Linked DNA regions of Homo sapiens: region 2 is linked to region 1. A link is a contact called in ENCODE POLR2A ChIA-PET data. All regions are on one chromosome and are shown on one strand. Each heading gives the region's core, a stretch centred on a gene start or an enhancer-like site at or near the end of the contact. The rest is flanking DNA. Distances are from core to core; before and after follow the strand shown.

The links. ChIA-PET counts read pairs that join two places held with the same protein, here RNA polymerase II (POLR2A).
Region 2: POLR2A ChIA-PET joins it to region 1 with 14 read pairs in AG04450. The contact joins two enhancer-like sites. POLR2A ChIA-PET finds 5 or more read pairs at or near these places in 2 of 52 experiments (AG04450 and Panc1).

The regions. Positions count from the first base shown.
Region 1 is chr2:237,254,056-237,259,247 of GRCh38, reverse strand. LOC105373953 (a long non-coding RNA gene) reads right to left here. Exons shown (of 6, transcript XR_924035.3): 5 at 2,042-2,157; 6 at 1,572-1,818. Among named protein-coding and RNA genes, the nearest start is that of COL6A3, 160 kb to the left of the region's middle. Within about 2 kb of position 2,232, at least 14 of the 41 ENCODE cell types and tissues checked have a DNase peak (open chromatin) inside an H3K27ac peak, as active enhancers do.
Region 2 is chr2:237,338,319-237,343,615 of GRCh38, reverse strand. COL6A3 (collagen type VI alpha 3 chain) reads left to right here. Exons shown (of 44, transcript NM_004369.4): 37 at 1,455-1,551; 38 at 2,466-3,164; 39 at 4,499-4,601. Among named protein-coding and RNA genes, the nearest start is that of COL6A3, 73 kb to the left of the region's middle. Within about 2 kb of position 1,495, at least 2 of the 41 ENCODE cell types and tissues checked have a DNase peak (open chromatin) inside an H3K27ac peak, as active enhancers do.

The sequences.
Region 1 (5,192 bases), core at 983-3,482:
ATTCTGAGGGCTTGGGGATCTCAGACAGCTGTGCAGAAGCACTTGCCCCCCCATCAAGGGACACAGCAATGACTCTACTGAACTAGAAGCAGAGACTCCGCATGGCCATTGTGGGGTCCTAGAGGCCACTGGACAAACAGTCACAAAAGGAATGAGTCTATAGCTCGGGTGGTTGATCCTGGTGACCAAGGGGAAACTGGGTTTCTGCTGCGCAGCAGACGGAGGGAGGAGACTGTCAGGGGCAATGAGTGCCCCTGAGTACTTGCACGTAAAAACTAACCAACAGTAAAGTTTAGTAGAAAACTAGAGAAACTAAAGAAAAGGCAGGCTGATCAAGGACATAACCTCCTTGTAAAGAATTGGAGCAGCCACGGTCTGGCTTAGGGCAAGGGGAATATGGAAGAGCCAGAGAAGGAAGCCACACATCCTAACATGGCTCAATGCCAAATTACAGAAACAAGGATTATAGAAGCTCTGCAAATGTTCTATTTGTTTATGACAAGTATTTTTTTCTACATGATAACCATGTTCATCGTTTTTCCTATTTTTATTTCATGTACATGTTGTTAGAAATTCATTTTATAATATATGCAGAAAACATGAGTTAGACTACGATTGAATTTGAGAAGTGATTAATATAGCCCATCACCAATATAATGACCTTGAGAACTATGGGGCTCCTGATTTGAGGGAAAGGCTAAGAATTTCTTCATTTTTGTCCTCTTCAGTTTGGGGAAATGTCTTTCCTTCGATTTGAAGAAAAGAGGCCCATTTCTAGCAAGTTCTGCTGTTGCAACACCACAGCACTTGCAAAAATTCCCTGCCACCCACTGAGCTATGGCTGTGCCCTCTCGGCATGTCTGAATCTTTTCAGCCCTGGAAGCGAGGGCCCTTCCACGAGCATCCATCTCAGCTCCAGGGACGGAGAGTGGCGGCTCCCTCTATCTGCTGCTTTGTATTCTTTAGAGTTCACTTCTCACTAGCCAATCCCTTGTTACTCCAGTTCTACATTTTACTTATTAATTCTTTATACTCAACTTTCCCCGTTTAAGTTACTGTGTGGTTTCTACTTCCTGCTTGAACTGCAACTGATACAGACCATAATCATCTGAGGAGAAAAACATACATACAAGCTTAAAAATTATAAAAATTAACACTGCCTTGAATAAACAACACTACTCACAATATTGCAAGGTGAAACACAATCTTCATTGCTTTATACCCTTGATTCCTGGGTGTATTTTGTTCTGCTGCTAATCCTAAAAGAGCTTCATAAGATATTACTTAAAGGCAGTTAGGGTGCCCCATTCTCCCCGGTGTTGATCAGCTTAATGCATAAAATACCTCTGTTTCAGGAAAACGTAGTCAACCAGATCCCTGAAATGCTTGCCAGCCTAAGCCGGCTCAAGCTGTAAACCATCTGGGCCTCAGGACAGTTTAAAATGGGGATGTGGAGGGTGGAATGTTTCTGAATCGAATGCGTGTGTGTTTGTGAATTCCTTATGTCTCATTTTCTGACCTCAAAGTGTAATCTTAAATGAAAAAAACAAAAAACAAAAAAACCCCAGAACTTCAAAAGAAAATTGCTTTTTAATTTCTTGGTGGAATGGCAGGAAGAGCAGAGTCCGCACAGCTGTACCGGATGCAGGATCGGAAAATCACTTCTCTTCTTGATATCAGACTGGTCAGCACAGCAGCCAGCCCTGCCAAGGTTCAGGTCTTCCCGCTCTGGGGCAGCCAGACCGGGTATAGCTGTCTGATTTTGATTTCTGAGGGTTGTTTTTTTTCCTCAGTAAGCCTGGCTTCACTTTCCTCCATCTGTTGAATAAAATATTATCTGGATTACTTAAAAAAATTTTTTTAAGGTAGCTGCATTTCTTGTTGAAGAAACAGATTTTGAATTTATGTGCCTGAATCACCCTTGAGACCTTTCCACACCCTCGTGATCAGCTGAAAGCCCCTTCTACATCTGCGCATGTGGATCTGGGGCCAGAAAGCACTTAGATGTGTGCATCCTGTGTCTGTTCAGGAGCTTGTGTACCTGGGGAACTCACTGAGAGTAAAGAGCTGTCACCCTCACAGGTGATGTCCACGAAGCTGCAAATCCATGTGCTTTTCTGTAGCATTGTCATTCTTCCAAAGGAGCCTGGAATTTGCCTGGAAAAAAAGAGGGTGTGGTGTGCAAGGAGGAAAATATTATTTTCACTGGTGACTAACTCACCGTGTGATCTTGGGACGCTGCCTCCCTGCTCTGGGCCCAGCTTCCACAACAGTGAAGGGCTGGAGTTCCTTCCAGCTAAAGAATGGTACTGCCTGAAGCTTCCTCCTACATTTCTCTTGAAGAACCCACTCTAGAGGGGCTGTGGTAGCAGCAAGCTGTGGATTTCCCCTGCCTAGTGTATGCATAGCTACTCAGTGTATAAAAACACTGCCTTCTATCTGGCCGTTAGAATAACGATAACCACGTTTTTCAAAGGGTGATCCACAGAATGCAAGTCCCACAAAACAGGCTGAAAAAAATGGAGGGTTTTGTGATCAAGGCTTGGGAGGTGAAGCTGGCAGGAGGTACCAGCCGGTCTGGGAAAGGAGGGCAGTTGGCTGCTCAGAAGTGAATCTAGCCTGGGCTGGGAGGGAGACGGTGGAAGTGGGTCACTGCCATCCCCACGTGTCCACTGGGCATTCAGAGTGTTTGCCAGAAGACCCTCCTGTGCCTCATTCCTCAGCCTCTAAGTGGACATCTTGGAAGGGCACCAGCCTTGTAAGGAGATGGCAAGACCAAACCCCTGGGGAACCCCTCACAATCTGGCCTGATCCTGCCATTTTCCAAAAAAGAAACAGGTTACACAAGGTTGTTGGTGGAGTTGTGTCCTGATTCCTGGTCACGCGGGGCAAGGCTGCCTCTCCAATCCCTCACCTTAGTCTTACTCCCACTTACTCTGCCTCTGGTCACAGCTTCTTGCAAGCTCTAGATCCAAACAAATGGGGAAAACCAAAGGTGCTTGGAGACGTGTGGTCCAGTGGGAATGGTTTGGTTCATGTCAGCAAAGCACCTGTCACATGGAGGCTCCATGCCTAGGCTTTGGGCTTGTTAGCTGAGTGACCAGGGGCCATCACTTGCCTTCTCCAATCTTAGCCTTGTCTTTGTAAAATGGTGATCATACTCCCTTTCTCGTCTTATGAAGATTAATGAAGACAGTGCACATGGGACTGAATGAATGACCTTAAAAAGCTGTTTATAACTAACAATAACACTTGAACGTTGATTGATAGACTTAACTACTGTGTACGGAACACTCACTTAAGACAAGAGGGACAGAGCAGTGCACAAGGAGGATGGAAAACTCACCCACAAAATTCTCACATCCTAGTGACACAAGCTACAAAATGAAGATATTCAAGATCCATGAACGATGGGCATGATTTCTAAAGGTTTTTCAGAGGCTACAAACTGGCTCTAGAACTAAAATTGAGGATCACAGAATGCTGGAACCCTCACTATCCATTTGTGACTGTATGGGCGTCTTTCCTAGTGGGTTACATGCTTACCTCTTAAAATTCACAAGGATGGGTAGAGAGGTTTTTTCAGATGGAAAAACATTCTGAACTCCTTTGTGTGCAGTCTACTCAGTATTATATTTTATCATACAAGAACCTGCTGGGTTTTTTGTTTGGACATTTAGAAACATAAACCGACATTTAAGGCCAATTTAGATTTAAACTAAATCTAAGAATTTTATTCTTATACTTTCTGGTGCTCCTGGTCTAATGAATAGTTTTGGATGTGGGAGGAAAAGACATCCCTGCATTGTTAACAAAAGAGACACAACAGACAAATACCAAAGTGACTCACCAGCACACCGCAAATGTGAGTGGCCAGCTTCCCCCACTCCATCTGGGATTGTCAGGGGCTTTGACAACATTCAGCACTTTATGATAACTTCATATATGGGCTAATCTTTCCATTAAAAAAATGGACTCAAGAATGCAATTGGTTTGAAATTTCTTTGGGAGAAAAAAGCCTACACATCTTGCTTGGTGTTTGGACCTTAGAACTAAGAGCTATTTTCTGGCCTTAGTGATTCCTGGGAATCTTTTTGTAAAAATGACATGGCAACCTCTGCTTAAACACATAACATTTATACATTATTCATCCTGAACCAAGTCATGGCTGACTTGCTTTAAAAAAATAATAAGTGTAATGGTGGATACCTTGGAAACAAATAAACAAGATATCTATCCATTAAAAAAAAACTAAATTAGGATAACAGAATAAATTGTTTCCAGTACATTTAGTTCTTGAGAAGCAGAGTACTAGTACTTGACATTTGATTGTAACAATCAATGAGCTGTTGAAATGACTATTTAAGACAGTATATTCCCAAAGATTACCTTTCATTCAAGGGAGGCTATTTTTGGTGTGAGTTTCCAGTGTAGTAGGCTCAAGGATTGTTTACTCTCTTCTAGTGGTTTGTGCCCAGTGAGAACTTCGGTGATGTCTGTGGGTTTCATTTCCTAGAAGGAACACCCCTAAGGAATTCTGCCTAGTCCCACGTAGATTTTTTTTTTCTTGAACTATTTAATCATCCCAGTCAATTTGTAATTTGGGGAAAAATAAAGGAATTTGAGCTATTATTCAGAATTGTGTTGCTTAATTTTTGGTTTGCTGGTAATTTAAATGGTGATTTAGATAAACAGAATTCCATGATGAAACTTATCCAGAGGACAGGGAAATAATGATTATAGCTAACATCTGTGGATCACTTAACAAGTAGCAAGCTTGTTCTGTACTTCCCCACTAAATTCTCATGACAACCCTATGACTTGGAGACCCAACTTTTCTCTGGTTACAGTGCCCTTAGGATCTCAGGAAATTTTCCCTGTGGCCCCAGGTCAAAAGAAATACCAGTTTTCAGTAGTTAGGTCCAACCAACCCAAGAGTTGCAGTATTGCAATAGACATCATGATTATGTCAAAGCTTCATGCAGTATCTGATAGACATCTCCATGTTTCCTCCTGGAGATTTAAAATGTGCATTGGTGCCCTTGTGAGTTTGTTGTGGCATCTTGGGGTGCCTTGGCACACAGCTTGGGAACCATGGCCTCATGAGGTAAGTCTTATCAATATCCCAGTTTGACATATGGGAAAACTGAGTATAAGAAGGTCTAGGTACTCAGTCAAGATTACCCAGCTGG
Region 2 (5,297 bases), core at 246-2,745, 85 kb before region 1:
TCGCTTGTAATTCTATTAAATAACTGGTTTAATTGTGTGTTTTTTTTTTTTTTTTTTTTTTTTTTTTTTTTTTTTTTTTTTTTTTTTTTTTTTTTTTTTTTGAGACAGAGTCTTGCTCTGTCACCCAGGCTGGAGTGCAATGGCGTGATCTCGGCTCACTGCAACCTCCACCTTCCAGTTTTAAGTGATTCTCCTGCTTCAGCCTCCTGAGTAGCTGGGATTACAGGCACTCGCCACCATGCCTGGCTAATTTTTGTATTTTTCTTTCTTTTTTTTTTTTTTAGTAGAGACGGGGGTTTCACCATATTGGTCAGACTGGTCTCGAACTCCTGACCACGTGATCTGCCTGCCTCGGCCTCCCAAAGTGCTGGGGTTACAGGCGTAAGCCACCGCACCCAGACAACTAGTTTAATTCTTACATCAATTAATATTTATTCAGTGCAGTTCTGGCGATACTGTTCAAGACAGATGGGTGATGGGTAGGAAGGAGTCCACCCGGGAGTCAGGAGGCCTTGGCCTGGTTCCACACTCCCCCCACCCATTTAAAGTAATGTGCACGCCACTTAGCGTCCCTGCGTCTCAGATTTTTCACCTGTAAATTGAGACTGGGGCAGGATGATTGCTAATGTCTTTCCTTCCACATTGGATATTCTATGCTTTTACCACAGCCTGTGTCGGCGAAAGACATTGGGTCATCACTGCCATTCCTCAGGGCTTGTTCTGCCGAACACAGGATGATTTGTGCATAGAGCGCTGGGCTTGGGAATTCAGTGTTGAAGTTGGGCTACCGGCCATGTGCTCTTGATGGGGGGATTCATTCACATAAGTCTGTCCTTGTGTGGGCTGAGGGACCCAGAACCACGTGAGTTTCTTAGCATGGTTTCAACGAGATCAAAAAATTGTTCATTCATTAATTATTTGCTCATTCATTCATTCAAACTAGCTATTTGTTAAATGAATAATTACTAATCGTGTGCCAGGTACGGCGATAGACAGGACTCTTTGCACCCACTGGGAGTGATTTTGTTACTTGCTTTAACCACACCTGAGAGGGTGGGGAAGGGATGGAGCTCCCATATTGTTGCTAAAAATAACGATAAGATTAAGTTCCTACTATTTGCCAGAGGATACACCAGTTACTAACATTTATTATCTAATTTAACCCTCCAAATGACACCATTAGGAAGGTATTACCCCCCATTTTACAGCTGAAAAAAACTGAAACCCATTTGAACGGGATATGAACTCCAGCTCACCCTAGTAGAATAAAACCTATGTCTTTCTATTATACTCAGAGCCTAACCCCACCCCCAAATGAGAAGATATTCCCAATACTGCCCTATTGGGAAGTTAATCTATTTTATTGATGTAGCTTTGATTTACTCCTCTGCCATATTTTCAGATATTACTGATCATGTACGCCCCTACCAAAATTGTTCTTTTGTTTAAACCAGATCAATAACACAGCAGTGGGGCATGCGCTTGTCCTGCCTGCAGGGAGAGACCTCACAGACTTCCTGGAGAATGTCCTCACGTGTCATGTTTGCTTGGGTAAGCTGTTTCTCTAACAGGAAGATCTGCTCAGCTGCAATTGCAAAACATAATATCCATGGGAGAGTGAGAGAATAATGATGATCTGTAAAAAGAGCTTGAGTTCAATTGATTCACAAAGCCTCGTATTTACCAGAGTAAATACTACTGCAGCAGTTTCTATATTAAAAATGGACCTCCCAAAACAGAGCTTCTCTTTGATGGCGGATAATTCATTTTATAGGTAACAAAGGAGGAGGCAGTTTCTGCTTAAGTTTTGACATTAGAATCTAGAATGAAAACATTGGCACTAGTGACTTTCTAGAACATATTTCTTCAAAGAGTGGCAGAGAAGTAATATAATTTTTCATTTCTTTTAAAAATGCCAGCACATGGTATGCTACAAAGATTTTAGGTTAGTGATTTGTTTCATCTACTAAGTATTAGGTGATAGAAACTGAAATCTGGCCATAATCAAATCAAGGCAAGATATAAATTGGTTTTGGTTGTGATGTTTTTTTTTTTTTTTTTTTTTTTTTTTTAGACAGAGTCTTGCTCTTGTTGCCCAGGCTGGAGTGCAGTGGCACAATCTTGGCTCACTGCAACCTCTGCTTCCTGGGTTCAAGCGATTCTCCTGCCTCAGCCTCCAGAGTAGCCTAGATTACAGGCATGCGCCATCAGGCCCAGCTAATTTTTGTATTTTTAGTAGAGACAGGGTTTCACCATGTTGGCCAGGATGATCTCGATCTCTTGACCTCGTGATCCACCTGCCTCGGCCTCCCAAAGTGCTGGGATTACAGGCGTGAGCCACCGCTTCCGGCCCGCTTTTGATCTTATGTGATCATTTTAATCGCCCAAGTCTCCCAGCAGATTGATGAGCTGTGTATCCTGCTGTGGGTGTCACAGAACAAATAGGCTGCCATGCTTCTTTCTAGACATCTGCAACATCGACCCATCCTGTGGATTTGGCAGTTGGAGGCCTTCCTTCAGGGACAGGAGAGCGGCAGGGAGCGATGTGGACATCGACATGGCTTTCATCTTAGACAGCGCTGAGACCACCACCCTGTTCCAGTTCAATGAGATGAAGAAGTACATAGCGTACCTGGTCAGACAACTGGACATGAGCCCAGATCCCAAGGCCTCCCAGCACTTCGCCAGAGTGGCAGTTGTGCAGCACGCGCCCTCTGAGTCCGTGGACAATGCCAGCATGCCACCTGTGAAGGTGGAATTCTCCCTGACTGACTATGGCTCCAAGGAGAAGCTGGTGGACTTCCTCAGCAGGGGAATGACACAGTTGCAGGGAACCAGGGCCTTAGGCAGTGCCATTGAATACACCATAGAGAATGTCTTTGAAAGTGCCCCAAACCCACGGGACCTGAAAATTGTGGTCCTGATGCTGACGGGCGAGGTGCCGGAGCAGCAGCTGGAGGAGGCCCAGAGAGTCATCCTGCAGGCCAAATGCAAGGGCTACTTCTTCGTGGTCCTGGGCATTGGCAGGAAGGTGAACATCAAGGAGGTATACACCTTCGCCAGTGAGCCAAACGACGTCTTCTTCAAATTAGTGGACAAGTCCACCGAGCTCAACGAGGAGCCTTTGATGCGCTTCGGGAGGCTGTTGCCATCCTTCGTCAGCAGTAAGTCCTGCGTGGCACAGCATGTGCCCTGGCCTGGCTTTATGCTCGGGCCAGGAGAAGTGTAGGAACAGTCATGGAAAAGACAACCGATGTGTTGACAGGAACTGTTTCATTCATTGAACAGACATATATTGACACCTGCCATATGCCACAAATGCTTTTAGGAGCCAGAGTAAGCAGGGAACATGCAGACAGTATCCTTGTTCTCATTGATTCCTTTATTCCACCACATTTGACCAAGCGCCACCTAGTCATAAGGCACTCTTGGTGTCCTTAACAGTTTACAAATGGGTGGGCAAATGGATCAAATGCACATTTATTACGCATGACATAATAGGCTGGCATGTCGCGAGAGAAGTGATTTCTGTTAGGGGCACCGGGGAAAGCTTCTAGAAAGAGTTGCTTTGATCGGGGCTTAGCCACCAGCCCCGTGCTTGGATACCACTGGGTCTTTGCTCATGGGGCTCCCCCTCCCTGGAATGCTCTCCACCGCACTTCAGCAGCAAACCCATATTCATCTTCAAAGTTCAATTCCAATGGCTTCTGCTCGCCGTGGAAGCTGCTGCTCCCAAGGCCTGCTCATGGTTAATCCGGACACCCTATTTAGGGCATCTATTACCTGGCCTGTTGATCATTTATTTGTGGGTCTGTGGTCCCCTAGACTGCTCTTTGAGGAGGTGCAGCCTATTATAGTTTCCAGAGCCTGTGTACAGTGTGCAGCCCAGGGTCAGTACAGGCAAGGCTTGGAACAGATGAGGGGGATTTATAAAGTATAAATAAACATGTATATGCTAAATGTTTATTATTTAAGGCAATGTTGAGGTCTATGAAAACAGTATTCACATTTGTGAAGGTCTGGCCCCCAAAAGATTCAAAGAAAAATGTGAAGCAAAGGTAATCCCCCAGGTTCACCCACAGGTCACTGTTCCTGTCTTCCAAAGATTAAAAACAAAAGCTTTGTTCAACAAAGCATTGAGAAAATCTGAAAAGCAGTTGCATTATAATCTGATGTCCAAGAGTCTAGAACTTGTTGAACTCTCCACTTGATTTTTCTTCTATCCCTGTCTTCTCTCTCATGTTGGATAAATATATCTTTAACTTAATCACCCAAATATTGCCAAATAGAACATATTGGCTTACCATGTTTTATGGATCCAATGCCATCATACTTTATGTTTAAAATCACTGGACATAGTTTGTCTGATATAGTTAATTCAACAATAATTATGGGCTAAATAAATGTTATGTGATTCATTTAACTTGTTGACAGATTAATTTTAATTTTCATGTTATTAGCATGCGGTTCAATTGTTTTCTTTGTTTTTTTTCTTTAGGTGAAAATGCTTTTTACTTGTCCCCAGATATCAGGAAACAGTGTGATTGGTTCCAAGGGGACCAACCCACAAAGAACCTTGTGAAGTTTGGTCACAAACAAGTGTAAGTGATTATAATTATTGTCTTAAAAATTGTAGCGCTGCAGGGAATGCACAGGTCCTCCAACCACCTCCTGACTTTATGGGATGAGGACCTTGAAATCCAGAAAATGTGACTTCCCAAAGGTAATGTGGGTCATGCTTCTCAAATAATCTGTTTTATCAGTTAGCTTTTGCCATGTAACAAGCTACCCAAAACTTAGTGGCTTAAAACAACAACCACCTATTTATTTTCTTACTTAATTTATTTAGAGACAGAGTCTTGCTGTGTTGCCCAGGCTGGACTGCAGTTGTGCAATCTTGGCTCACTGTAACCTCTGCCTCCTGGATTCAAGCAATTCTCATGCTTCAGCCTCCCGAGTAGCTGGGACTACAGGTGCATGCAGCCATGCCTGGCTAATTTTTGTATTTTTTTTTCAGTAGAGATGGGGTTTCGCCATGTTGTCCAGCCTTGTCTAGAACTCCTGAACTCAAATGATCTGCCTGCCTCAGCCTCCCAAAGTGCTGGGATTATAAGCATGAGCCACTGGGCCTGGCCAACAACCACTTATTTAATTTGCAATTCTGTGGGTTAGCAATTTTTGTTTGGGCTCAACTGGGTGGTTCTTCTGTTTTCTCCTTGGATCCCTTATGTTTGTGGTCAGCTGCTTGTCAGCTATAGAGCTGCTGGTCTAGAGTGGTCTCAGATGGGCTGGCTCAT